7 separate regions of the Homo sapiens genome follow, and regions 1, 3, 4, 5, 6 and 7 are each linked to region 2. A link is a loop called in an ENCODE intact Hi-C map of the cell type or tissue named here. Cell type or tissue: PC-3. All regions are shown on one strand.

Region 1 (4,000 bases), 76 kb after region 2:
CACACACTCAGAGCCCCTCTTCCACAGAGAGGCTGACTCCACCCCTGCCCCTCACCTCCTGGCATGAGCTCCACCCCTGCCCTGCACCTCTTGGTGAGAGGCGAGGAATGATGCTCAGCCGGTTCCAGTCTTCTGGGGCGCTGCTGGTCCCCGCACCAAGGGCTCCCCACAGCAGGGTGAGAACACATCTGAACAGTTCTTCTCCAGCCTGGGTGTGCGTCATGTAGGCCTAAAGAACGAACGGGTCTCGTGTGTCCAGCTGTCCTCTTAGACCATTTACTGTCTCCATTTCAGTCCACAGAGTTCCTCGTTGAGTCTCATGATGCTCCTTTCTCCCCACTGATTATAAAAGTAATACAAGCTCATTGGACAAAGTTTGGAAGACACAGAGGTCACTTTTTTTTTTTTTTTTTTTTTGAGATGGAGTCTCGCTCTGTCGCCCAGGCTGGAGTGCAGTGGCGCGATCTGGGCTCACTGCAAGCTCCACCTCCCGGGTTCAAGCAATTATCCTGCCTCAGCCTCCCAAGTAGCTGGACTTACAGGCATGCGCCACCACGCTCAGCTAATTTTTGTATTTTTAGTAGAGACAGGGTTTCGCCTTATTGGCCAGGATGGTCTCAATCTCTTGACCTTGTGATACACCCGCCTTGGCCTCCCAAGGTGCTAGGATTACAGGCGTGAGCCACCTCGCCCAGCCAGAAAGGTCACTTTCAATCACCCTTCACCTCATCATCTAGAACTAAATAATGACTACGTTATGGACTTGATATATATATAAAAGATTTATCTTACAACATGGGGTTTGCACAATTTCTTATGAGCAACATCCTTCTTTCCCGTATCAACACATTATGCAAATTTTCCAACTCATTAGATCATCTTCAAAATTATGGCTGTGGCATTCCACCCACGAACAGGGCTTTCCTTACTGGACAGTTTCCTATTTTAGCTGTTTGTGTTGTCTCCGTCTTTTGGTATTATATAGAGCATTGCAGTTAAAAAAAATTCTACTATGTAGCTTTTTATTATTTCTTTAGGATAAATTCCTAGGACAGGTTTATTGCTGGGTCAAATGGTTTAAACATTAAGAATCTTGATAAAAAGTCATAAAATTACTCCCAGAAAATTATACCAATTTACTCATAGCTGTATAGGCGAATGTTTGTATTACTCAACCTTTGTCAAACCTGACTGACTGTTATCTCACTGTTCTATCTCTGCCAATTTGAGCATTGAAAATTTTTTTTTTAATTTTACTGTGAATTATTTAATCACTAGTGGGGTTCAACATTTCACTTATTTTTGTTGGCCATTGGTCTTACTTTTGGTAATTGTCTGTTGACACTGTTTGCTAATTTTTCTCCCTGGATATTCAACATTGTTTTATTGATCCTTAAGAGCACTTTTATATTTAAGGTTTTTAACTCTTGGTCTGCCATACTGGAATATTTTTCCAGTACATTCTGTTTGCATTTTAACTTGAAATCTTATTTTTAATGTGCAAACATTTAATTTTAATACAGTCAAACCTAATAATGTGTGCATTTGTAGGTTTTCTTTGTTATGTTTTGAAAGGTCTTTCCCATTCTAAGATCAGATAAAAATTGCTCTGGTTTTTTCTCTCCAATTTTTTTATGGTTTTTTAAACATGGTGGTGTCTGATGGGAAGTAGACTATAACTCTTCTTTTCCAAATAGTAACCTAGTGTCCAGCACCCTTCACTCAATAGCCCATGTGAAATGTATGTTCTATCATATACTAAAGTAGTATAAAACATTTTAACATTATAAATTAATCAACATGAAATCAATTTTTTATAAAATATTTTGTTTTTCCATTTTTTGTTACGTTGATCTACCTTTCTCACACTGTTCGATTTAATATTTATTTATACTACCTGTGGTTTGGTAGAGCAAATACAACAACCAAATTTTATTTTACAAAAATTTTCATCTATTTTCACTCATTTGTTGTTTCTCCAATTTAGAATCACCTGGTCAAGTTCCAAAATTGCCCTGAAATGATTTTGGTTGGAATTACATTATGTTTTAAATTAATTATAGGAAAAGTATTACCTTGATAATATTGAGACTTCAAATCTGAGAGTATGGCAAATCTTTTCATTTAATTAAATTTTAAAACACTGTTTTGTTATACAAGTTCTTCACATTTCTAAAATTGATTCCAAGATATTTTATGTACTATAATAATTGCAGTCTTTTCTCCCCTATGTTTTCAAATCTTTTATTGCCAACGTATAGAACATCAATTGGCTAATATTTTTGTGCTATGACTAGCCAATTTAGTACAAACTCTTTCAATGGTAGCACTAGTGTTTTCAGTTTATTCTCTTGAATTTTTTAGGTAGAAAAGAAAAAGGTCTACAAATTACAATAATTTTTATCTGCCTTTTGGCAATGTATCTATTACTGCTTATGTTTTTCTTATCTTATTGCATCATTTAAAACTTATAGATCAGGGTTAAGATGGGGAAATGGGCTCTCCTGCCTTATTCTTCAGTTTAATAGGCTTCTTTTGATTGTTTTATCCTAATGTCTGATGTTAGGTTTTAGTTTAAAAGACAGAATATTTACCAAGTTAAAAAGTAATCATTTTATTCCTAATCCACTAAAAAGATTTTATCAGCATCTCCTAGAAGATCATCAAGATGAATATTTTTTCCTGTCCTTGAACCTATTGATGTGACAAATTATATTAACAGTATCCTATATTAAGCCAGTATCTCATTTCTGACATAAATCTTTATTAAAATTAAGATGTAATATTCTTTCAATATTCTGCATGATTTGATTAGGTAGCATTTTATTTACAATATAATGCATTGATAGGTATAAATGAGGATGGTTTATAATTTTTTTATACTATTTCAGCCAGGATTTACATAAGAATTTTGCTATCTTTGAAAAATGAATTCAGGACGCTTTTCATTTCACTGTTGGATATTTATACAGCACAAAAAAACTTGCCACTAAAATTGTCTGTGTCATGGAAGTACGCATTCTTGTTTTTGAGATAATTCTTTGACAACATTTAAAATGTATTCCAATGTCATCAATCTATCCATGTTTTAAACATCTTATTAGCCCAGTTTTGACCATCTTTATTTTCCCAAAAAATAATCAAATTTATCAAAACCTAAAAATTTACAAGCAGGATTTTATAATCATGTTTATTCTCATGTTTACTCTCTAAAACTTCATATTATGTTCATATCTCCTTTTCCATTTCTAATTTTATGCATTTGTATTTTCTCTTTATTATTTGACTTTTGGATGTCTTTTTTCCCCAAATAACCAATTGATAGATTTATAACCCATATGAATATTCTTCTGTTTTCTAACATAATAATTTTCACATATATCATTTTATTTTCTCTGCTTTTCTTCTTTTGTCTTTCTGCTTATTTTTTGTCTTTTTTTCCACTTCTTGAATACCTAGCATATCTATCTATGTTTTTTCCTATATGGTAATAAATGAATAATACAGCAATAATATGAATGAATAATATGGTAATGAATGAATAATAAATGTTAACTCCATATATTTTCACGAATACTGTTTTGACCACTCCTGTAATAGCTCATAAGCAGGATTCTATCGATACTAACTAAACAGCAAGTGCCATTTTGATTCTTGCTTTAATGCCACTTATTTTGTTGAATGATTCTTAATTTCCAAAAAGTTTAGGATTGGGGCTAAAACTTTTGGTCAAGGCTGACATAGCATATGAGCAGATCCGGATCTCAATAGTTGGAGGTAGATGGGAAGGCAGAGGGAATGTGAACAGAGACACGGACACGCACAGCCAAAGTGGCAAGTCACCAGAGTCCTGTGGTCCCAGCTCAGGAGGATGACACAGTCAGGACCACACAGCCAATGAACCTTTCAGGGTCTGGGCCTCCAGGCCAGTCCTAGGACACTGACTAGCACCAGAGAGGGGTGCACTCCTGTGCTCTCTCTCTCTCTCTCTCCCTCCTTT
Region 2 (4,000 bases):
TGCCCTTGGCCCCACCTAGGCTCAGCCCCTACCCATCTCAGCCACAGGGGCAACCCTTGTGCAGGTGGAGCCCAATGGCCTCCCCCACTGCCCCAACAGAGCTGCTCGTGCAGCCATCAGCAACGCAGCTCCCACTGCTGAGAACAGCCGCCTGCTAAAGACCTCGGAAAAGCCAGAGGAAAAATGCAGGCAGACAGGAACCGAGGCAGCCGGGCAGCTGGGCAGACCTGGGCAGAGTGGGCGGTGACGCTGCAGTGGCACAGGAGGGCCTCTTGTGTGTCCCCCCAACCATCCAACGTGCTCTGCTCATTGCCCCTGCAGACAGGACAGGACCTGCTCGGGCCCCACTCATGCACAGCAGGCTCTTCCTTGGAGCCATCCTCCCCGGGCTCTCGGGGGTTCCTCTCAGCCTCCCTGGGAGCTCCTTCCAGCTCATTGGTGGCTTCTCTGTCACGCTGGCGAGCACTGCATCCCCCACCCCTGGCAGGGCTCCCTTTTCTCCTCTCTCCCTGACATCTCCCTACCACCCACTACCATGGCTTCAGTCTCCACCCATTGCCTTCTCCTAAACTTATGTCCCTTTCTTTTCTTTCTTTCTTCTTCTGTTTTTTTTTAGACAGTTTTGCTCTTGTCACCCAGGCTGGAGTGCAGTGGCGTGATCTCGGCCCCCGCAGCCTCCAGCTCCCAAGTTCAAGCGATTCTCCTGCCTCAGCCTCCAGTGTAGCTGGGATTACAGGTGTCCACCACCACCCCCGGCTAATCTTTGTATTTTTGGTAGAGAAGGGGTTTCACCATGTTGGCCAGGCTGGTTTCAAACTCCTGACCCTCGGGTGATCCACCCATCTCGGCCTCCCAAAGTGCTGGGATTACAGGCGTGAGCCACCGCGCCCAGTCTAAACTTATTTTCAACCCAAATCTTTCCCCCGGGCCCCACTGTGTATTCCCAGGTACCTTCCTATTGAATATCTCCAACCAATTACCCCTTAGACTCATCCAACTTCATCTACCCGAGATGGAGCCCACCCATTCTATGCACCCACATCTGACATGGCTCTCCCTCCCCTGCCTTCTGCACCAGGAGATGCCTGCTCATCCCAAGCCGCTCATGCCGGGACAGGATGTCCTCTCACCACTTTCTCTCACGTGCCCTCACATCCAAGCCCTGTCCCACTCGCGCCAGGCCACATCTGCAGCAAATCCACTTCTCTGCAACATGGTGCTCCAGCCCCAGCCACATCCTTGCTTCCTACCAGGCCACACCAGCTGCCTCCCCGCTGTCTCCCCACCGCTGGGCTTCCCCTGCACCCACGTTATATTTAATACAAGAGCCAGGTGTTCTTTCCAACACCAAAACCAGGTGAGTTTACTGGCTGAGCCCTTCCTGGTCTGTCGCGGACGTGGTCCAGGACTCCCTCCCCACTGTGTTTCTCCCCTCCTGGGCTCCTTACTCACTAAGCCCCCACACCTGGCCCAGGGCAGGCACCGTTAGCAGAGCTGAAGGCTCAGCTTGTGGGCTTGGGGGCTGGCTCAGAAAAGGCAACGTGAGCACACCCACATCTTTGCCTATTTCAGAAGAGGAATTCAGGGCTTTGCAGCCTAAAGCCATCAGACCCAAGAGGACATCCACAGGGATTCTTATCCTTGAAGACGCAGAAGCCCCACCTCATCGCTTGAGGCAGTGAAGGGGAAACCCACCTGCCAGGCACCTGCAGGCTTCCGCTGGCCCCCTTCACTCCCCTCTCCATCCAGTAGTCTTGAGTTCTAAGGATCCTCACAGGTCATAGCTCCAAGCACTCAAGAGAATGGAGGTGTGGGGATCCCAGGCAAAGAAACCACCTGGTGTCACTGAGAGAAGCAGAGGAGGTGGGCAGGGGCCCGGAGTCCCAGACGAACAGACAACCGCGAGGATGTGGGGTCTGAGTGCTCTCCTCATGATCAAACACACTAAACTGTCACCAGAAGACTCCATTCTTAGGCCTGGCTGTGTCACCAACCAGCCAGGTCACTAGGCAGGTCTCCCTGCCCCTCTGGACACAGCTGCCTCTCCTGGCAGAGCTGTGGGTCGAGTTGGAAGCTCACACGGCCCCTTTTGGCTCTGACACTCCACTGTCTGTGAGTCACTCTGGGTTCCGGTGGTTTGTCACTGGGGCTCACAGGGAAACCAAAGAAAGAACAATCGCAGCCCAGGGTAGCGAGTTCATGGGCGCCGGGTCCAGGGCTTGCGTAAGGAGGCCCAGTGACCTTCAGCACCGCGGTGACTCAAGGCGGTACTTTTCCACTGCTGGCAGGCACAAGCCCTCTAACGTGTGGCACCGGCACCTGCATTAAAACAATGTTTTGATGATGTTGCAGGGCTTAGATCCACCCTCAAACATGAAAACAAATAAGAGTCCGGGCCTGATGTTGTCGGAGCAATTCCCTGGATTCCTTGTCGAGTCGAGTCCTGCACGGAGGGACGGTCAGGGCTCGCTGGTTACCCGGCCTTGAGTCACCAGCAGCCTTCTCCCAGAGCCTCTGATTCATGGGCATGTTATTTGGGGAAAGAGTCACAAAGCCATCACCGGCTCCTTCCTCTTGTTCCTCCCAGCTCCACACTTGGCCATCACGGAGTGTTTTTGTTTCGCTGCAGTAATCCAGATAAGCCCTAATTGTTTTCGGATATCCCAAATGAGAGGCATTAAACCATCAGAATTTTCTGCATTCAATGTGTAGGACTAAGTGGCAATTCCTTACAGAATGGGCTTAGGTTCCAGATTCATCTGAAAACAAAACACTTCTAGCTCTGACCCCTGCGGAACAATAAAATCATGTTTTCAGTGTTCCCCTAGGGCCTGGCCAGATCCTCAGGTATCCTCAAAGAATCTGTCCTCCACATCATTTCTGCTCCTGAAGTCGGGGCAGACGGGTTCACCAGCCAACATCCTCTACCGAATCCTGGTTGACCAGCACACTTTTCCTCCCACTGTTTGTAGGTAGAACTTTCCTAGGCCACGCTCACTCTGCTGGCCGTGGACTATGCTCTTTGATGGCAAGGGCAGTCACGTGAGCGTGATGCACGGGGCCTCTGCCATCAGACCCCCCTGTTCCAACCCTGGTGCCCCTGTTCTGCCTGAGGTCAGCAAAATGGGGCACTCACGAATCCTACTTTAGAGGGTTTTCTTCTGAGTACTTAGTGAGTATTCATGTAGAGAAATTAGCCCAGCTCCTTCCCCACAAGGACCTTAACAATCCTGTCCATGATTGTCATCCAGGACAAACTGCTGCTTACTTATAACCAGAAGAGTTAGAACTCGTTCTGAACCTCCTGAGGCCAAACTGCCACAAAATTCCAAACAAATAAAATGTGAATGAATATTTGAAGACAGGGTCTTGGAAGCCCGACTCTTTAAGAGCTTGCTTTTAAGTGAAATATGTACACACACACACACACAAAGTGGAGAGAGGGGGTAAAGCAAAGATGTCCTTGAAACTTAAATCATGCGGCTTTTCCGTCCAAGAAAAACACAGGTCTTCCCTTGACATTTGGAGGCAGTTCCTTGTCTCTATTCCCCCACCCTCTTCTCTGGCATTTCTTTGAGAATAGACTGAAGAAAGGGGCTGTAATGCAGCTATAAATCCAGGTTGTATGCATTAGTAGTATTTGGAGCAGGGGGGATCTCGAGAGAAAGAATCCTGCAGAACTGTGGGCCCAGATGAATAAAAATGTCTTTCTAACTGTTTGGCTACCAAACCAAATAGAAATTAAATGTTCACCCTCCCAGATCTTCCACTTTACTTCGAGAAGCTTTTTGTTGCTCCTGTTTTGGAACCCACCACATTACGTTCAAATGGCACACAAGTGGGTCCCACTCATCGAATACCGTGACCCTGTGTATTCACTGAAGGTCAGCTTCACATAACTCCGAAATAGCAACACCGAAAATCTGAAATGATGGCATCTGAGTTATTTTATATCAAAAGTTACACTTCTTCTTGGAATTGAAGGGGAAAACATCAATAG
Region 3 (4,000 bases), 110 kb after region 2:
TTTTTCTAAAACTACATATTACCTTTGTTGATTAAAGAAAAAAACATAAGCTTTTAAAGATTTAAAGTTAGTTTTTTTTGTTTTGTTTTGTTTTGTTTTGTTTCTTACAGAGTCTCACTCTGTCGCCCAGGCTGGAGTGCAGAGGTGCAATCTCGGCTCACTGCAAGCTCCGCCTTCTGGGTTCACGCCATCCTCCTGCCTCAGCCTCTCGAGTAGCTGGGACTATAGGTGCACGCTGCCATGCCCGGCTAATTTTTTATATTTTTAGTAGAGATGGAGTTTCACCGCCCGCCTTGGCCTCCCAAAGTGCTGAGATTACAGGCAGGAGCCACTGCACCTGGCCAAAGATTTAAAGTTAGTTTTATTAGAAGTCTTATTGAGAACTACAGCCTGAGGCCTCCAGTCGGGGAGTCCGGGAGTGGTCTTTTAGATGGGTTTTAGGAGACTACTTGAATCCAGTGTTTTGGTTTATGGTTCACATGCAGGTGGTAAAGATTGAGTATAGGTAAAATTATGTTGAAGTTCAGGTGTGAGAGCATATCTGGTTGTAGTTATAGAAGGAAAGTTATTAATTTTGTTGGACATTTTATGTATTGAGGGACAGGGCTGCAGTCCCTGGACAAACAGAGGCTATCAGGGAAAAGAATAGAGAATGTCCAACGAGCCCCGCACTGCATGTGAGGGCGACTGTTCTGAAAAGCAGGAAAATCAGGGGTGCCGGGGAGCTGTGCCCCTAGGTGAGAGTCAGGAGCCTTCATCCCCAGGGGACCGGGCTGCCAGACCCGATAAGAGATGCTGCAGGACCCGTCGGGCGCCATCATCCTCCTGTGAAAGAGCTGGTCCTGCTGAGCAGGAAGTCCGGGTCTACCCCCGGGAGCTCACGGTGAGGCACCTGGGCAAGTGGGAGGACCCCTGAGCCCCAGATTCCCGCTCACAGAAGAAATCTACTAGTAACGACCAAATAGGGATGTGGTGAAGACAACTAACCCATGCAAAGCCACGTGGAATGGCCTTTCTCTTCCCAGACCTGTGAATTGTGGACAGCCTGCATTCACTTCCAGGTTTCTAGCGGGGAAAACCCAAAAACTGGAAAACCTGGACCCCTCTCTCTCTCTGTGACCACAGATAGAAATCGGGAGGTGAGGAAGGGAAGCAGGTGTCTGGACCCAGGACCCTCACCTGGCTTAAGTGCAGGTGTGCATCTGCCTTACACAGGAGGGGCTTCCTCTGAGACATGGGCTCCAGATGCTGCCTTGGGGACAGGCAGGGCCCCACCAGGAAGACAGGCCTCCAATTCCAGGGAGAGAGAGTTCTTGCCCGGAGAGCCCCAAAGGTAACCTGACCATTCTGTCCAGGGTTCAGGAGACTTGCATTACCCAAGGAGCTGTCCCAGGCCATGGGCGGAGAGGGGCAAGGAGGGGACGGGGAGTGATGTGCTCGGGCTGGGGCATGGGGAGGACGGGCCGCTAGGAAGAGCAGAATGGCGACCTCAGCGGGGAAACATCCCCAGTGCCTACGGAGAGATAGGAAAAGGCCCAAGCAGGTTCCATGCCCTCGTGGAGCTCGGGGGCGCTGAAGTCCCAGCTGCCCGGGATCTTCCATGGAAGCACGTCTGGAGGTTTGCCCGAACTCTTGGTGCATGTTCTGAGTCTCTGCCACTGTCAGGTCCCTGGGTCTTCGACACAGACCCATGTTAGGGCAGCTTTGGTTTAGTAACTTCCTCCAGAGATTCTCAGAGTCAGAAAGTGGAGAAACTGGAATTGGGCCCCGCTCATGTTCTTCCAAGCCATGCCGCCTCCCAACGCCCTTCCGGCTCCAGTTCAAGAGCGGGGGAGGGGGACCCGGAGGGAACACCCAGGAACGCTGTGGTTAATCATTGCTGGGCTCCTGGGGCCGTCCAGAGCTCTTAAGGAAGTGGCCTGAGGATGCCGCCAGCTCGAGGGAGGCCCCTAGCTGGACATCAGAGACATTTTTCATCCACAGGCAGGCGGCGGGGGTGCAGTCCTCATGCCGGCCAGGGATCAGGTCTCAGGGTAAGGAGGGCAAGGCCTGTGGGGTGAGGGGGCGATGGCCTGCCCAGGACCCCAGCTACACAGGGCCTGGCCTGCCAGAAGTCAGGGCCAGCCACTCTTCATGGAGTTCCCCACCCAGCACCCCAGAAGTCACCTGAGAGTCCCCATAAGGTGGCCAGCACCACTCAGCAGGGCTAAGCCCACCACATGAGTGCCGGGCTCACGTCCCCCAGGCTTTCTGAGTTGAGGAATAAGCACTGACCACACGCAGGGGCAGCCCGTCCCCCATGTCCTTCTGTGGACCTGACCCCTTGCCAGCTGGCCTGGGTGCAGTGTGGGTTGGCCGACACTGCTCGTCCACACTCTGACCCCAGGGGACGCTTGCCCCATTCTGGATGCTTTCTCTCATCCCTTCCCGGTCTCTTTTCTTGGGAAAATGTCCAGCAGGTGCTGATGGAGCACATCAGTTGAGTTCATCCTACTCATGTCCCCCCCAGGAACCCCACAGCCCTGGCCTAGGCCAGCAGGCCCCGCAGACACCAGGCCCCGCGGACACCAGGCCCTGCAGGTGCCAGCCTCTCCATGCCCCCACACCACAGGCCTCGGGTCCACAGACAGTTGCTGAGAAGTGAAACTTCCCTAACCTGAAAATCTGAAATCTGAGATACTCAAGAATCGGAAATTTTCCGAGCACCGTCACAAGGCCACGAGCAGAAAATTCCACGCACAGCTCGAAACTCAGGCGCACAACACACACTTGCTGCAGCGTCCCTGAGGGGAGACACGTTACCTGTTACCTTCAGGCTGCGTATAGACAGCGCATATGAAACATAAATGAATTTTGGGTTTCGACTTGGGTGCCATCCCCAAGATATCCCTTATGCAAATATGCCAAAATCCAAAACAGTCGGAAATCCAAATCACTGCAGCCCCAAGCATTTGGATAAGGGAGACTCAACCTGTGCTAAGCGGCTGAGTTCTAAGCATGAGGACCTTGCCAGGGGGCAGGCCTGGTCCCCGCCCTTGAGAACAGGGGTGTCTCATGGGCTTACCGTCCGTAAGTGTAAAACAGAGCCTATGCCAAAACAAAACAAAACAAAACAACTCACAGACGCGCCCCTGAACGCTGAGGACACCAAGGTCAGCCCCTACTCTGCCCTGACCTGCTATGTCTGCAGCTCCCAGACCTGAGACGTGGATGAAGGTAAGCTGGGCCCAGCCGCTTCTTGGGGTCTCCGTGAAGATTTCCTCTGGGGAATCTCGAACAGTTTCACTTGAAGGACATCTCATGTGTGTCACTGTTGTCTCCTGGATACATTTGTAGGCAATGGCTCCATGAGGGACAGAGGGTCCTGGCCTGGTGTCCTCGGTCCTCCCTGGTCAGTGAGTCTGGGATGTGTTTCTTTGGCCCGTTCTGCACGGAAAGGAGCCCTCACCTGAGGCCCTGAACTCCCTCTTCACTCCCTGCTTCTGGCATCTCCTTTGCCCTGGCCTGCCCCCATCTCAGTGCTGACCACCCTTCCATGAAGTTCCTGTCCTAGCCCCCGCAGGACGTCACTCCTCCTGCCCTGGGCCCCGAAAGCCCTCGCGCTTGTTGTTGATGTTACACAAATCAGCGTTTGGTGCACGCAGTCTTTACTCCTGAAGGAGGAGCTAAGCTCTGTGTGGGCCAAAACAAAGAAATGACTTTTTTTTTTTCTTTTTGAGACAGGGTCTCACTCTGTCACCCAGGCTGGAGTGCAGTGGTGCGATCTCAGCTCACTGCAACCTCCGCCTCCCGGGTTCAAGCAATTATCCAGCCTCAGCCTCCTGAGTAGCTGGGATTACAGGCACACGCCACCACACCCGGCTAATTTTTATATTTTTAATAGAGACGGATTTCACAATGTTGGTCAGGCTGGTCTCAAATTCCTGACCTCGTGATCTGCCCACCTCAGCCTCCCAAAGTGCTAGGATTATAGGGGTGAGCCACCGCTCCCGGCCCTACT
Region 4 (4,000 bases), 210 kb before region 2:
ACATGCACAGGCAGCCTGCTCCGCTTCCCCAGAGAGTCTAACCAAATGATCCATCCCCATGCTGCAGGAGTGGCCGCTTGGCCCACACACCTGGGAAGAAGAGCTGTAGCCTCCTGGAGAACCTGCCTGTCGGAACCAGGCAGCGCCTGAGTTCCGTCCTCCCAGGGGCCCGCCATCTCTCCTGAGCACCCCAGCCAAGGGCAGGGTGAGGCAGCCAGCTGATCCCCTCGGTAGGCTCGCTGATAGCATCTAGAGGGCTTGCTTTTCCAATGTTAATAAGCGGTTGCTACAGGTAATCAGCAGTCACCTGATGATATTCAAGGCTTATTTCAAAGCCACATGCAGGGTTGTTGTTGTTTGGGGTTGTTCAAAATCATTCAAACAGCCCAAATCGTACTAATCCCATTCTTATCTGGTGATCAAATAGAAGCCGACTCGGTGATTGGAAAAGCAACTGGACACAGTCAGCTTGGAGAGGGGTGCTCCTGCACGCTGGGGGCCTGGAAAGATGAGGGGATCTAGGGAGGCCGGGCCGAGGCCTGGCTCCGCCTCACCTGACACTCAGCCTTAGACAATGACACAGGTATTTTATGCCCCATCCTGACATTTGCTCCCCCTACACTAACACACAGAAATGATCGTGAGGAACATTCCCCCCAACACGTCAAGGCCACTGTCCTTGCCAGTCCAGGGCTCCAATACCCCAACGTATAGTCCATTAAAGCCTCCCCAGGGCAGAAACAATTAATGATCTAATGATTAATGATGGCATTGCACATAGGAAACGCTGAACACATTGTGTGTTTGAAAGAATAGGTGAACAGATAAACAAAGGTGCAAACGAATTCCTACTGTCTGGGGCCCGAGGCGAGAAGACAGAAGGCTGCAGGCCAGGATGGAGGCTGCGTCTGGGTCGGGACTAGGCTCTCACTCCTGGCATTTCTGCCCACACTCTCCTGTCTCCTGACAATCTCAGAAACACAGACATGAATATAGAGACCTCCATGGACCAGCAACGACAACATGGGCTGGCCCTGGAGGGGTCCCCCTGTGTCATCAGGGATACCCACTGGGGACTCTGCCTGCGAGGCCAGGCATCTCCAGGTGGCATTGTGTTCTTGTTGGAGACGCACATCTAGAGAGGGAAGCAGTGGCTGCACCCAGTCAGCACTGTGGCCACCAGAATAATGCAGAGATATGTAGACACGTGTGACACCTACTATTGCTGTGGATTTTGCAAAAAAAAAAAATGTATTTTTCTTCTATAGAAAATCCCATCTTCCCTTGTCGTGGATAACTCAGGGTTCCTGAAGCGGGAAATGCCTCAAGAGAACATGCTCTTGGATCACGCTGTTTCTGCCTCTAATCTTGTCCTCAGGTACTGCAGACAGATAGAAACAAAGTGGTTTTGCCCAAGAACCCATGCTTGGTGACCTGACCTAGAGCCCAGCTCCCTCGTCTCTGCCGGGTGGGGCAGGAGTTGAGTGCCTCATGAGGCTCTTCTGCCATTTTGCGAGATCTCCCATCTCCTGTCACACACAATGAGCCCCTCCAACCATAATACACTTCCAAAGAGGCAGGCCACCTTCACCTCCCCCCCTCGGCACCTCCACCCTTGCACAAGCCATTTGCCTGTCATCTCAGTAAACTCTGCTGCCCTGGCCTCCACCAGTCCCTCATTCCAAATGCCAGAGCCCTGGGTCGCCAGCTTGCTCAGGAATTTCTCAGGTGATGCAGAGAACAGTGAGTCCTGGAAGTCAACCAGCTGAGAACTTGCTGCTCACCGTCTCCTCCTGAGACAGAGGAAGGGGTAGCTGTACTTGGAGGTTGCCCCACAAGCCGTCCCCACGGGCATTTGCTCACCTGAGTACACAGGTGCTCTTCCCAAGGGCCCCACCACAGCCTCCAGACCTCCCCCAGGACACCCTGTGGCATCCGGCTCTCCAGAGGCTGCCTCCTTGCACAGCGATGCCTTTGACTGTGCCCGGTGGTCTCCCTCCATCCCGCTCTCCCCTTCCGTCTTTGCTCACACTCCTGCCCGGCTTGCAGCAGAGCCCGGTTCCTCAGGTAACATCTTCCTTTCTGTGCTCTTCTCCTGCCCCAGCCGCACCTGCCTGGCTTTCCCCTTCTGCGTGCTGGTAGCATCCAGGTCCCACACGGGATGCCAGCAGTGCTCGCCGGGCGGCTGGAGGTGCCAGGGTGGTCATTCATTGCCACGTAATCATTGCTCACCTATCTAAGGGAACACGCACTCCCCTGCTCCTCTTGGCATTGTCCCCACTCCTCCCTAGCGCCCACCTCTGTATCACTATGGGCCAGTGAACCAGTGGCACCGAGATGTGGCCAGGGGCTCATCTCTGGAGTGGGAGGTGGGTTGCAGGCCACGTTATGCCTTAGCCTCTGGGCTAAGGCCCTGCAAATCCTCCGAGGAAATGAAAATATCCCGTGGGGCCGGAAGGGGGAGCTCATTAGGCCGTGATCTGCCAGTAAGTGACCAAATGAATTCGTCAGCCCAGCCCTGGCAGAGGCAAGATCCCTGAGGCATAGGCGGGGGAGGGGAGTGGAATCAGGACAACTCCAGGTGGAGGGGGCCTGGGAAGAAGGAGTGAGTTGGCAGCAGAGCTGGGCAGTGGGGGGCAGCGAGAGAGCATTGGATCCCCAGCCAGGAGCCCACCTGGGAGGAGAGAGGAGACAGAGGCGAGCCGTGCACCCCAGGGTGGCCACAACCAGCCTGGAGCTTGGGAGCAAATTGCTTTGCAGTGAGCCCAAATTAAAGCATCCATTATAGTTTCTGCTCTCAAGAAATCAGTTGATTTCCCCTCTGTTTAATCAATCAGAGACATCCACAAATGGCAATCTACGGGCCTCTCTGTGTCTAGCTCCTGTCTGGCTCTCTGCCCGGCACTCATCTGCATCCTAATCCAAGCAATTCACCCTCCTCCTCACGGCCCAGCTCAGATCTCAGGACCATTGTTCATCTCTCAGCCATTCTCAGGCCACAGGCAACAGCAGACTCAGATGTTTCTCGTCCCCACACCTCCATTTAACCAGCTTCGGCATGGCTGCCCCTGGAAGGTGAAGGCCATGGAGACATAGAAGGAAGGAGTGTGGAAACAACCTCTCTCTGTCTCCACAGCACACACATATCACAGCCAGGGGCCTGGGAACACGCCCAGGTCAGTCCCACGTAATCCAGCCCTGCAACTACACACATGCATTGTGTCTGCACCTGACCGTGTCCACACCTGTACTATGTTCAACCTGCATGGTGCCAAAACCTACACTGTGTCTACACCTGCCCTGTGTCCAGAATGCACTGCATTCACACCACACTGTGGCCACCCTGTACGGTCTATACTTGCATTGTGTTGACACCTGTACTGGGTCTACACCTGCGCCATGTCTACATCTGCACTGTGTCCACACCTGGACTATGTCTATACCCACACCTGTGAGGTTCTCACTTGTCCTACGCCTACACCTGCACCGTGTCCACACCTGTGACATCCCCACTTGTTCTACGTCTACACCCGCACCACGTCCACACCTGTGACGTCCCCACTTGTTCTATGTCTACACCCGCATTGTGTCCACACCTGTGACGTCCCCACTTGTTCTACGTCTACACCCGCACCACGTCCACACCTGTGACGTCCCCACTTGTTCTACGTCTACACCCGCACCACGTCCACACCTGTGACGTCCCCACTTGTTCTACGTCTACACCCGCACCACGTCCACACCTGTGACGTCCCCACTTGTTCTATGTCTACACCCGCACCACTTTTTTTTTTTTTTTTTTTTTTTTTTTTTTTTTTTTTTTTTCTACGTCTACACCCGCACCACGTCCACACCTGTGACGTCCCCACTTGTTCTACGTCTACACCCGCACCACGTCCACACCTGTGACGTCCCCACTTGTTCTACGTCTACACCCGCACCACGTCCACACCTGTGACGTCCCCACTTGTTCTACGTCTACACCCGCACCACGTCCACA
Region 5 (4,000 bases), 55 kb after region 2:
AGCACTTTGGGAGGCCAAAGCAGGCCAATCACCTGAGTTTGAGACCAACCTGGCCAACATGGTGAAACCCTGTCTCTACTAAAAATACAAAAATTAGCAGGGCTGTAGTGGCACGCATCTGTAATCCCAGCTACTTAGGAGGCTGAGGAGAGAGAATCACTTGAACCTGGGAGGTGGAGGTTGCCGTAAGCCAAGATCACACCACTGCACTACAGCATGGGTAACAGAGGGAGATGCTGTCTCAAAAAAATAAATAAATAAAATAAATAAAAAATAAGAAAAACCTTGCCATTCTGGACAAAAATGTGATGGCCATTCCAGCAAAAGTTTGATTTAGTTCAACATTTCTTGAGTGGCTACTATGTGCCTGGAATCATGATAGTCACTGGTGCTACACAGGAGGTAGTTTCTATGCTTGAATCTACCAGAAGGTAAAAACTTCACTAACACTTTTCAGAAGGAAAGCAGGTATCATATTTGACACCGAGAATTTTCTGGCATTTTGAAAAAATTTAGTTGCCCAGATTGAAATTCTCTTAAGAACCAAAATACTGAAATAATCGTCGGTGTGAAACTGTCAAGGGTTGGTAAGAGAAGAACAGGGCACGGTGACCCATAAACGAGTCATCTGAATCTCAGGATGTTTTAACCCACAGATCACAACCCAAAGGTTAAAAGCCACTTTGAACGCTCGATATCTGGCCTCATCTCTCCCCGCTAATCCCTCGCCAGGAAGGTTCACGAATTCGTCTCCTACTTCAAATGCTGACCTGTTTCTGCCTGGGAGATCAGGCTTCGCCCTCTGTGATTTTCCCCAGGAGGAGCTGAAAGCACAGCAAGGGCTCCTGGTTGCAGCACGGGATCCCTGAGGCTCCCTGCAGCTGGTCCCCTGGCCCCCTGTCCAGTGTCCACAAATCCCTGGCCCCACAGCACTGACTTTGCCCTGCGTGTTTTCTGAGGCTCAGCATGCCTGCCTGGCTCTGGGAAGCAGCCTTCTCCAGCCTCCAGCAGCCCGGCAGTCCTGAGCTCTGCTGCCCTCAGCTCTCCCCCTACCTGGGTCCCAGTCCATGGTGGGGCAGGTGACTATGTTTCATCCGCCTTACAGCTTTTCCTTCAGGAACGGCCTCTTCCCAGCCTCATGAGACTCTAAGGAGTCTCTCACCCAAGGGCCTTGCTTCCCCTCCTTCAGGGATGTATCGGTGTTGACCCAGTCTGGGGCAACACAAGTCCTTCTCTGCAGGGTTTCAAATGTGGAAGGCAGAGCCTCCCTGAGCCCCTGGAATTGTAAGCTTTGAGCACCGTGGAAGTCTGCAGCTGCTATGGCCATCTTTGCTGAAAGGTGGTGAAGCCACAGCTCAGAATGAAGCCGAATACTTCTGGGAGGCCTGGAGAAGGACAGTCTTCGGGTCTGCACCTCTGGATTCAGCAATACCAAAAACACCGGCCCCCAAACTTCCCACCTACTTGAACCAATAAACTTCCTCTTGTGTTTAAACTAATTTCAGTTGGGTTTCTACCACTTGGAAGTGAGACTCCTATTAATCCACACGGCCTTGGCATAGGGACAGCCATTCTGTTCATAGACAAAGTTAATTTATTCACTGAGTTGCGGAAACTAACAGACTGACACCCACAATACAGAGGACATGGACAGAGTAGCTGTTCAGGGGATATTAACTAAATGAACAAAGCCACCTTGGAAGCACCTGCCCCTGCCTGACCAGCTGTGGTGAAGGTTCCTTCCTCCCTGGAGTGAGGTCAGCAAACCTCATCTCTAAAGGGCCAAAGAGCTCAAAGCTGAGACTTTGAGGGCCACCCAATCCCATGTGAAACACACAAGAGAAAGTCGGGCAAATCTCCAAGAAGAAAAGCCCATTATGGAGCCAAATGCAAACTGTTCTCTTCATCGTAGTAGCTAACACTTTGCATCCGCTCTTTAGCGAGAGAAGTTTATGTTGTAAACATACAGGCAGACCTCAGAGATACTGCAGGTTGAACTGAACCTGCACTATCAGAGATAAACCTGCAATATCATCTCTGAGGTCTGCCTGTATATTTATAACTTAAACTTCTGCCCGCTCTACTGCACCACAATAAAGCAAACATCACAATAAAATGAGTCATACAAACTTTCTGGTTTCCCAGTGCATATAAAAAAGTTATGTTTTAACTGTATTGTAGTCCATTAAGTGGTCAACAGCATTGTGTCTAAAAAAACCAGTGTTCATACCTTAAGCATCTGAGCTTTCAGTGAGTCATCATCTTTTTGCTGGACAAGGGTCTTGCCTCAATGTTGATGGCTGCTGACTGCTGGTGGTGGTTGCTGAAGGTTGGGGTGCCTGTGGCAATTTCTTAAAATAAGACAATGATGTTTGCCACATCAGTGGACTCTTCCTTCCATGAAAGATTTCTCTGCAACACATGATGCTGTCTGATAGCATTTTACCCACAGTAGAACTTCTTTCAAAATTGGAGTCAATCCTCTCAAACCCTTCCACTGCTTTATCAACTAAGATTTTGTAATATTCTAAATCCTTGCTGATGTTTCAACAGTGTTCACAGCATCTTTGCCAGGAGTAGACCTGATCTCAAGAAACTACTTTCTTTGCCCATCCTTAAGAAGCCACTCCTCATCCGTTCAAGTGTTATTCTGAGATTGTAGCAACTCAGTCCCATCTTCAGGCTCCACCTCTAGTTCTATTTCTCTTGCTATTTCCACCACATCTGTAGTAACTTTTTCTGCTGAAGTCCTGAACCCTCAAAGTCATCCACGAGAGTTGGAATCCACATTGTCCAAACTCCTGTGAATGTTGAGATTTTTACCTCCTCTAGTAAATTTCAAATGTTCTTCATGACACCTAGGATGGTGAATACTTTCTAGAGGGTTTTCAGTTGAGTTTGCCTAGACCCATCAGAGGAATCACTGTCTATGGCAGCTATAACCTTACGAAATGTATTTCCAAAATATAAGACTTGAAAGTCAGAATTACTCCTTGATCCATGGGCTGCAGAATGGATGTGGTGTTAGCAGGCATGAAAACATGAACTTCCTTGTACATCAATGTCAGAGCTCTTGGATGACCAGGTGCATTGTCAATGAGCAGTCATATTTTGGAAGGAATCTTTTTCTCTGAATACTAGGTCTCAATCAAGAACTTAAAATATCCAGTAAACTAGGATGTAAACAGATGTGCTGTCATCCAGGCTTTGTGGGTCCATTTATAGGGCATAGGCAGAATAGATTTAGCATAATTTTTAAGGTCCCTAGGATTTTTGGAATGCTAAATAGCATTGGATACAACTTAAAGTCACTTAAATTGCATTAACCCCTCACAAGAGAGTCAGCCTGTCCTTTGAGGCTTTGAAGCCAGGCACTGACTTCTCCTCTCCAGCTTTGAAAGTCCTAAGTGGCATCTTCTTCCAACAGAAGTCTGTTTCATCTACACTGAAAACCTGTTGTTAAGTGTAGACATCTTCATCCCTGATCTCAGCTGGATCTTCTGGAGAACTGGCTTCTTCACCTGGCACTTTCATGTTATGGAGACGGCTTCTTTCCCTACGGCTCACGAAGCAACCTCTGCCAGCTTCAAGCTTTTCTTCTGCAGCTTCCTCACCTTTCTCAGCCTTCATAGAATTGAAGAGGGTTAGGGCCTTCTCTGTGGCTGTGGCTTCAGGGAATGTTGTGGCTGGTTTGATCTTCTATCCAGATCACTCAAACTTTTTTTCATATCAGCAATAAGTCCGTGTCACTTTTTTATCATTCAGAAAAGGTCCAGCTTTTGGACTAGCTTGGCTTTTGAACTGGCGGCCTCACTAAGCTTAATCATTTCTAGATTTTGATTAAAAATGAGAGATGTAGCTGGGCACAGTGGCTCATGCCTGTAATCCCAGCACTTTAGGATGCCGAAGCAGAAGGGTCTCTTGAGCCCAGGAGTTCAAGGCTGCAGTGAGCTACAATCGTGCCACTGCATTTTAGTCTCAGTGACAGAGCACGACCTCC
Region 6 (4,000 bases), 140 kb after region 2:
CCCCCAGGTGAGGCCCATGTGCGCAAGGGTTTAATGCATTAACTGTCTGGGGCACCTGCCTCTTAACTAGGCTCCAAGATGGAAGCAATGATGGTCTTGTGGAAGGATCTCTAGGTAGCTGGGGTGCAAGGAGCAGCATGCAGACGCAGGGTCCCTTCCTCCCTGGGCACGAGGCCACCTGCCCACACTGTGCCTCCCTTTCCAACTCCCAAATGTAGCTTCAGGCTCCCCTGACAACGGTGCTAGAGCACTTTGAAACTGTACAGAGGCACACACCTGAGGCATTATTTAGACCTAAGAAGAGGTGTCCATTACTTAAAATGAAGACGAAGTGACTCAACAAAGGCAGGCAATGGTCTAAAGAGAGAAAATCAGCTCAAAGGCACACAGCAACATAGTTCAGGCTGCACGTTCACATCCGAGCTGATCGCCTGCCTTAGGATGTCTACTTCGACAGAGCTGGCTGTGTGATCTTTCCAGCGTCCCCAGAAACTGCAGGGTCCTCATCTCTCAGAGCCTGCAGCCTTCATGCATGTGAGCCGGGTCTCCACGGGGCTCCACGGGGCTCCACGGGGCTCCACGGGGCTTGGTGTGCAGGCGGACAGGCATGAGGGCAGGAATCCCAGTCACCAAAGTGTCTCCTGCACCCTGCTTCACAGAGTGGCCCAGGCCGGGAAGAAGCCAGGCTGCACCCACAGTCATGGGGCCTGTGGCAGCTTGGGGGTGGCCCCGTGCCCGCTGCACAGCACTACTGAGAAACGCTGCACAGTGGGCACCCAGCGTAGCTGGCTCCACATGCCAGCCATGGTCCCCCGAGGCCCTGTGTGTCTTGGCAGCTGCCTCCCAGCGGGCCTGCCCTCAGCGCTGGTGCCATGAGGATGTGGCTGCAGGAGTCCAGAGAGCCCTGCAGCCACCCCAAAGCTCCTGGGCTTTGGCACGGAGAGGACAGCATTGCCTCAATCCACCTGCAGCCAGGCCACAATCAGGGTGCTGTGCAGAGTGTGGCTGGATTTCCTGGGCTATCCAGAGCCTGAGCCCTCCAGGAAGCTGGAGACTCACATCCCCAGGGCCCGGGGATGGGGAGGACCATGGAGTTAGGGAAAGGGGGCTAAGGTGCAGAATCCCTCCCAAATTCAAAAGGCCCTGGATGCAATCACAAGAGAACTGGAGTGCAGAAGTTCCACCGGCCAAAACAGGGAAAATCCAGAAAGAAGTGGAGACTGGATGGCTGGATGGAAAGAGATTGCGTGGAATTACTATAAGGAAGAAAAATCAAAGGGGAGAAGGACATGAAAGATTAGAGGCCAACCCCAGAGACTAGAAACAGAGGCAGCACCTGGAGATGCCAGGCAGGCGGGCTCCATAACTGCAGAGCCCAGCGGGTACAAATCTGGGAAAGGAAAGAGGGGATGAGGGGGGCGCAGAAACTGCTGACGGGACCAGGGGAGGATGAACGAAGGAGGCTGCCTGGCTTCCGGGCCTCCCGACCTGGGACTGCGGGGATTTCCCAAACCGGCCAAGCCCGAGCCGAAGGCAGAGTGAGGAGGCCATCTAGCGGCAGGGGCCGGAAGGAGGGGCAGGGGCAGTGCCCAGGAGGGAGCCTGGGGGCTGGGGCAGAAGAGGAGGCAGCTTCTGTCCTCAGCAGGGATGCTGGGCAAGGGGTGGAGGTGGGGGAGGGTGGGGGAGGGAAAGCTGGAGGAAGGAGCGAGGGAGGGATGCGCGTGACCCCAAGGAAGAGAGGCAGAGCCCAGGTAGATGAATAACGGAGCCCCAGCATGTCCGGATGTCTGGCCTTGTCAGGGAGGCTGGTGTTTGGAGCCTCTGCTGGTGCGGGGAGGGGGCCAAATGGTCTGGGGGGGGGGGGGAAGGCAAAGAGATAGAGCCACCTGGCCTCTGGAGGGGAAGGCAGTGCTGGGCCGTGGGGAGCAGGTGGGATGGAAGGACAGGGAGTGAAGGGCGGGAGGGCAGAGCAGCAGCTTCTCTGGGGGGCTCAGTCAGCAGCCTGGTCTATAACTGGGATTGCTTTCTGCGCCGAGCTCCCCTCAACCCATGCAGGGGGCAGGCCCTCTGAACTTAGGCGTGGGGGCAGGCTTTCTGGCCCATCATTATTTCACTCTGGAGGATCGGCCAGTCTACAAGGGGGGCGGCCCCTGAGGTGCTCTCCAGGGTGTCTAGGGCTGTCTGGAGATGGAGGGGAGGGAGGGGGCCTCACGCCATCCCTTAGGGCAGGGAGGTTTCAGGAAATGCCCTGAGTCACCCAAGCTCAATGCCAAGCCACGTCTTCTCCCTGCGCTCTGCTAAGAGGGAGCTGACCGCACCTGGGGGCACCCCACGTCCAGCTGTGCCCACAAGGAACTCTGTGCAGCTCAGGCTTTTGCTTCCAAAAGCACACCCCACCCACCCTGCCCCTTGCAGAGGTGAGCTGTGTGCACATGCCACCTCCCGGCAGGGCTGCACACCCAATCTCTCAGGCCCCAGGGTGGCAACCCGTGTGGGGGGCCTTCTGCCTGCATTTGGAAGGGAGTAAGTAGCGGGGAAAGACAGGGGGAGGAGGAGGGACTGGGGCAAGAGGAGATGCCAAGGGTGGAAGGCAGGGCAGTCAAAAGTTTGCAAATGTCCCACTGGGCCAGGTCGCTGGTCCAGCCCAGGCACCACCCAGTGATGTGACATCCACATGCTGTGCAGGTAGACACATCAAACAGGCCGGCCTCCTCTGGAGAGAACACGGGTCCTGTTTTGTGTCTGTTTTTACTGGGAACGGGACAGGCAGCGCAGACACACCGCCTGGAGAATCCCTGGGCTCAGCTGAGCTCCAGCTCCGCTCAGTGGAGGCTGCCGGGGCCTGGTCAAGTGGACGCTGCTCCCCCACGGTGCTCTCCTCCAGGGATCACGATTCGTCACAAACCATGGAAAGGAACAAGAAAGAGAGGCGGGAAGGGGAGCCCGGGTCAACCTCCCCAAAGGCACCCAGGCCACCGAGTCTTGTTAACGCTCAGCCTCTCATGCCCAAGACAGATGTGTCCTAAGATGCTCCTCTCCTTCTCTCCCCCACCACACACACAAAAAGTTGATCTGCAAAGGGAACTTCTGGAAACTTCCATCGTTTGAGGGCTGAGCTTCACAGGGGTCCTCTCCCCCTCCACTCCAAGGGCCCGGGGTCAAGGGAGAGTGTTTAACTTCACAGGGCCACATTTGCAGCATCTGATGACTCCTCAGGGTCAGGATTTCCCCTCCACGTAAATAACCCTCACTCTCTAATCCTATGCTAGAGGAATCATTGCACATGAGTGGGATGGCGATTGAGAAGGGGAAGGGCATGATCTGTTTTTTTTTTTTTAAAAAAAAAAAGAAAAGCAGGGTTGAGAGGGAGCTTCAAATTTTATTTTCCTGGTTTACTTAGGACTTTTGAGTTTTTTTCCTTTTTCTGCAAAAAGTGAGGTGATTATAGACTCAAAGATTGCCACCTCCTGGGCACTGTGCCCTCTTTCTAGGAAGCCCCTCGTTAACCAGAACACTGTTCCCCCAGGGCCCCTGACCCCTTGGGCTGCAGCCCCTAGGACTGGTGGCTCCTGTGCCTGAAGACTGCTGGCCTGCTGAGCCCCCACACAAGGCCAGCTTTGCAAGGAGCCTGAATTCCACATTCAGCTCACCCCTGGCTCTGCACTTTGCTCTGATCGATCGTGGGGGTTGTGTGAGCACAGCTTCGCCCACTCGCCTGCCCCCCCCCCAACACCCTGCAATGGCCTCCACACACCCAGCGCACACACTGGCCCCCACTCTCTCCCCTGTGCTGGGGTGCAGCCCCCAGACCTGCTTTGCCCATCCACCCTGACGCCCGCAGTTCACTCTGTAACTGCCCTTGAGCACGCCTCCATCCCATTTGCAGAGCTCTACAAAAAAAAAAATGTATTAATTGAAGCACAATAAAAGAGCAGTATTTTTACATTTTTCTAAGGCACTTAAAGCATTTCAAATACCAGTGCTTTAAGTTATGGTCACT
Region 7 (4,000 bases), 100 kb before region 2:
GGCCCCTTGCTGTAGCCCTGTCTTCCTGAGCCAATCACTATGGCCGGGGGCAGGTGAATGGAGCCTCCGCCGTCGGGATCCGCAGTTCTCCCTTGGGGGTGGGAAAGTGGTTGGTGCCCCCTAGGCCTTCTCAAGGCAAAACTGGGGAGTCACTGCAGGGAAAAGAAGGCACCAATGCTGAAGAATCAACCCACAAACTGTTCATCTGGCAGGTTCAAGGGTTTTTCTATTTATGCTTTGCATAGTATTTTGAAATACTAACTTATTTTCCATTTTTGATTACCTCACTTTCCCAGTCTCCTCACCATTTCCCAAATCTGGGGAAGTGGAACCCTGTATTAGAGAGGTCCCCCAGCTCTGCAGTGACTGATCCACTTGGCTGTCCCGGAGCCCAGGGGAGGAGGGCAGGTAGCAAGTCCTGGTGGATGAGGAGGTCGGGTAAGTGTGAGTCTCAGCACAGGGGAAGCCCAGGGAGCCCCCAGCCCCGGCACCACCGAGGAAGGCAGAGCTGCTGAGCCTGACAAGATGGAACAGCCGCCTTTACCCCGACACCACCCAGGATGGCAGAGCTGCTGAGCCTGACAAGACGGAACAGCCACCTGCACCCCGGCATCCTCACCCCACACCCACACCTCTTCATCCCATCTAAGACTTTGGACCCAGTAAGGCCAGAGTTAAATTCTCTACCAGCCCAGAGTCTCTAAAAGCAACATGGTGAAGAGCATGCCATCCTGTGTGTGGACTCTGCTCCTGGCTCTGATGCCTACAAACTGGGTGACCCTGCCCCACTCACTTCAGCATGCGTACCTCAGTTTTCCCACCTGTAAGATGGTGGTAACATTAGTCTCCTCTTTATCTGTGATGGCTTAGCCTGGCACGAAGTGAGCTCTAAGGAAACGTTGGCTCTTATGGGGACTTCAATCCAAAATCAAGGTGAGCCATAGGCAGTAACACTCTGCCACGTTTCCTATAAAGTTAGGTTAGTAGACTGAGCCCCACTCACCCGCACTGTACCAAGCGATCTGGGGACCCTAAGGGCCTCAGACCCGGGAAGCCATTAGTAAGACACGTTTGCAGCGCACTCCGGAAGGGATGTCCATTTGCCCAACTTTAAGGGATGTCTTCTGTGTAAGTAATTAGAGACACCCGTGAGGGGAGATGCCTGACTTAATTAATATTTTCTTATAATTGACAAGGAAGTTTTCAGGCAGGAGGAAAAATAATAACCTTGATGTCAGAGACTGGGCTGGTGTGGCGAATGGATGCGGGTTACCCTGACTCTTAATTAAGGCAGATTTTACGGTGGGGTTGGGGCAAGCACCTCTGTGGATTCATTTAAAGTAAAATTTTGACAGGCAGGAAGAACTGAAGAGGTCTTGCAGTGCGCTCCTACAAAGCTAAAGGGGCCAGTGTGGCATTCCCGCAGGAGGAGGGGATATTCAGAGACCAGGCTGCGAGCAGCATGGACATTAGAATCAACATCTCAAGTGTTTCCAGAAAACAGCGGCTTTTAGAGGAGCTAGAAACTGCTGCCACTGAGAGTCGCCACTCACCCTTGGCCAGCACATGGGAATCCTTGCTTCTAGTCTTAGGGCAAACTTCTCTCTCTGCTACGTCCAGGATGCAATGACTAATGGCTGTGTCAGGAAAGGAGAAGTAGGAAGCAGGGAGCCCTGTTCTGCCTGGCTCCACACAGGTGAATGCAGCTGAGGAGCAGCTCCACGGCTGCCTCTGGCCATCCCTGTGGTCCAAGCAGACCACTCACTGGGGAAGCAGCAGCAATGTCTGAAGGAGGCATGGGTGCAAAGGGTATCTCTGGCTCTGTGAAGTGAGGGTAGGAGGGAAGGGGGCCTGGGGCACGACCTGGATGCTTTGACCTTTGGGCTGCCGAAAGAAGGTTGAGCGCGTGGACTTCTAGACTGGAAAGAGGGGGGACCACTAATCCTGGAGGCAGGAGCTGGGGCACAGCCACTACAACTGGCCAGAAAGGCCATGTTGACACAGGTGGGGGTGGGCCCTCACCTCTGCCACAGGTCACCATCCTTGAGTTATTTCCTGTAAGACGGCATAGAGATGGCATTTCCAGTGGTGCCCCTTACTCCACACTCCAGCTCAAGGGAACATTTTCACTGAATAATGTGTCAAGAGCCAGATTTTAAGTAAATTTCTTTCATCTTTCCTAAGTTGCGTACCCACATTAGCCTAGCAAATATATAACTGGGAAACACGCAATGTCCGTTAAAACACACACTGCTCAAACTTCATCATGCAGACATAGATACAAAATGCTCAAAATCAAAAAACCTTATGTTGTCAGATATTAAACTTATTTTGGACCTAAGATCAGGGCATTGATAAATAAATAATCCCAAGACTTTCTCCATTTTAAATAAAAAAAATTAGAAAAGGGTCTCTGCTATTTCCTCTTAACTGAAGGATTAAGAGAAAAGAAAAAAATGTATCATGAATTGGAGTAATCCAGAAGGAAGCCTTGAAGATAGAATACCTTAAGCCACATCTCCAAAACCGAGCTAAGATAGAGAACAAAAGGACATCAGGATTTGTTCTTAAAAGTAAGAGAACATGGGCCAGGCACGGTGGCTCACGCCTGTAATTCCAGCACTTTGGGAGGCCGAGGCGGGTGGATCACGAGGTCAAGAGTTTGAGACCAGCCTGGCCAATGTGGTGAAACCACGTTTCTACTAAAAATACAAAAATTAGCTGGGCATGGTGGCACACACCTGTAGTCCCAGCTACTCAGGAGGCTGAGGCAGGAGAATCGTTTGAACCCGGGAGGCAGAGGTTGCAGTGAGCCGAGATCCACCATTGCACTCCAGCCTGGGTGATGGAGTGAGACTCCATCTCAGGAAGGAAAAAAAAAAAAGTAAGAGAACATAACTTATGCCTGCTACCAAAAATACTGCTGTGTGAGTTGGAGATGGTGCTTTTGGGGTCTTGGTCACAGAACTTGCAGGAAAGGATTATTTTTCCTTTTCTTCCTTTGAAACAGTGAAGGTAAACAACCCATTGCCTTCCCACCAGCATGTTCACAAAAGGTGTGGAGTAGATGGATGAGTGGGTGGACAGATGGATGGATGGATGAATGGGTGAGTGGGTGAGTGGATGGATGGATGGATGGATGGATGGATGGATGGATGGATGAAAACACACCATCTATGCAGGAAGCTAGGCTCCAAATCTCTATGAGCTGTCTAATTATTGAGACATATGTTAAGGATAGTTCATCTTTAACTATCTTTATATATCAGTGTTCACAAACATTTTCTCAACAAGTGACAAGTGACAGGCTTTGCTGTTAAGGGGGAGTGTTTATCCAAGTCTTATGACTACATCAGGCCATAAGAACTCATTTTACAGCCCTCAGCAGATGTGCACACAAGTAAACAAGAGTTCTATCAACTCCTACCCCTACTCCATGAGTGTCTATCCCTGTACATGATTTCTACCCCTGTCCATGAATGTCTACCCCATCCATGAGTGTCCACCCCATCCATAAGTGTCCACCCCATCCATGAGTGTCCACCCCATCCATAAGTGTCCACCCCATCCATGAGTGTCCACTCCATCCATGAGTGTCCACCCCATCCATGATGTCTACCCCATCCATGATGTCTACCCCTATCCATGATGTCTACCCCTATCCATGAGTGTCCACCCCATCCATGATGTCTACCCCTATCCGTGATGTCTACCCCATCCATGAGTGTCCGCACCATCCATAAGTGTCAACCCCTACGCATGACATCTACCTTATCCATGAGTGTCCACTTATATCCATGAGGGTCCACCCCATCTGTGAGTGTGCACCCCATCTGTGAGTGTGCACCCCATCTGTGAGTGTCTACTCCTATACGTGAGGGTCCACTTCTATCCATGAGTGTCCACCCCTATTCATGGATGTCCACCCCATCCATGAGTGTCCACCCAATCCATGACTGTCCACCCCATCCATGAGTGTCCACCCCTATCCATGAGTGTC

The links. A loop is a pair of places that touch in the nucleus more often than their neighbours do. Peaks named below come from ENCODE experiments on the same cell type or tissue, not always from the same donor. Only the 100,000 strongest peaks of a DNase experiment are listed, where the experiment ranks them.
Region 1: it touches region 2 in a loop (3-fold over the local background); 5 of 110 quality-filtered maps call a loop at or near these places.
Region 3: a loop joins it to region 2, with 5 times the contacts of the local background. A loop is called at or near these places in 2 of 110 quality-filtered maps.
Region 4: a loop joins it to region 2, with 13 times the contacts of the local background. A loop is called at or near these places in 3 of 110 quality-filtered maps.
Region 5: a loop joins it to region 2, with 5 times the contacts of the local background. A loop is called at or near these places in 2 of 110 quality-filtered maps.
Region 6: a loop joins it to region 2, with 5 times the contacts of the local background. A loop is called at or near these places in 9 of 110 quality-filtered maps.
Region 7: a loop joins it to region 2, with 10 times the contacts of the local background. A loop is called at or near these places in 2 of 110 quality-filtered maps.

The regions. Positions count from the first base shown.
Region 1 is chr7:155,874,517-155,878,516 of GRCh38, reverse strand. No RefSeq gene overlaps it. Among named protein-coding and RNA genes, the nearest start is that of SHH, 64 kb to the right of the region's middle. In PC-3, no CTCF peak of the experiment used is centred here; no DNase peak of the experiment used is centred here; H3K27ac peaks cover 336 bases.
Region 2 is chr7:155,950,104-155,954,103 of GRCh38, reverse strand. LOC124901788 (a long non-coding RNA gene) reads right to left here and starts at 2,819. Exons shown (of 2, transcript XR_007060613.1): 1 at 1,696-2,819. RefSeq lists enhancers at 809-1,309, 1,695-2,894. In PC-3, no CTCF peak of the experiment used is centred here; DNase peaks (open chromatin) are centred at 2,303 and 2,483; H3K4me3 peaks cover 1,531 bases; H3K27ac peaks cover 2,867 bases.
Region 3 is chr7:155,842,210-155,846,209 of GRCh38, reverse strand. No RefSeq gene overlaps it. Among named protein-coding and RNA genes, the nearest start is that of SHH, 32 kb to the right of the region's middle. RefSeq lists a silencer at 285-432. In PC-3, a CTCF peak has its summit at 1,950; a DNase peak (open chromatin) is centred at 1,829; H3K27ac peaks cover 374 bases.
Region 4 is chr7:156,155,482-156,159,481 of GRCh38, reverse strand. LOC105375602 (a long non-coding RNA gene) reads right to left here. Exons shown (of 3, transcript XR_928249.4): 3 at 1,315-1,381. Among named protein-coding and RNA genes, the nearest start is that of SHH, 350 kb to the right of the region's middle. In PC-3, CTCF peaks have their summits at 2,247 and 2,448 (motif pointing right); a DNase peak (open chromatin) is centred at 2,481.
Region 5 is chr7:155,894,870-155,898,869 of GRCh38, reverse strand. No RefSeq gene overlaps it. Among named protein-coding and RNA genes, the nearest start is that of SHH, 84 kb to the right of the region's middle. In PC-3, no CTCF peak of the experiment used is centred here; a DNase peak (open chromatin) is centred at 2,169; H3K4me3 peaks cover 309 bases; H3K27ac peaks cover 466 bases.
Region 6 is chr7:155,812,980-155,816,979 of GRCh38, reverse strand. No RefSeq gene overlaps it. Among named protein-coding and RNA genes, the nearest start is that of SHH, 2.5 kb to the right of the region's middle. RefSeq lists enhancers at 774-1,275, 1,574-2,217. In PC-3, a CTCF peak has its summit at 1,526; a DNase peak (open chromatin) is centred at 1,529; H3K27me3 peaks cover 607 bases.
Region 7 is chr7:156,053,216-156,057,215 of GRCh38, reverse strand. No RefSeq gene overlaps it. Among named protein-coding and RNA genes, the nearest start is that of SHH, 240 kb to the right of the region's middle. RefSeq lists a silencer at 2,186-4,000. In PC-3, a CTCF peak has its summit at 1,552; a DNase peak (open chromatin) is centred at 1,605.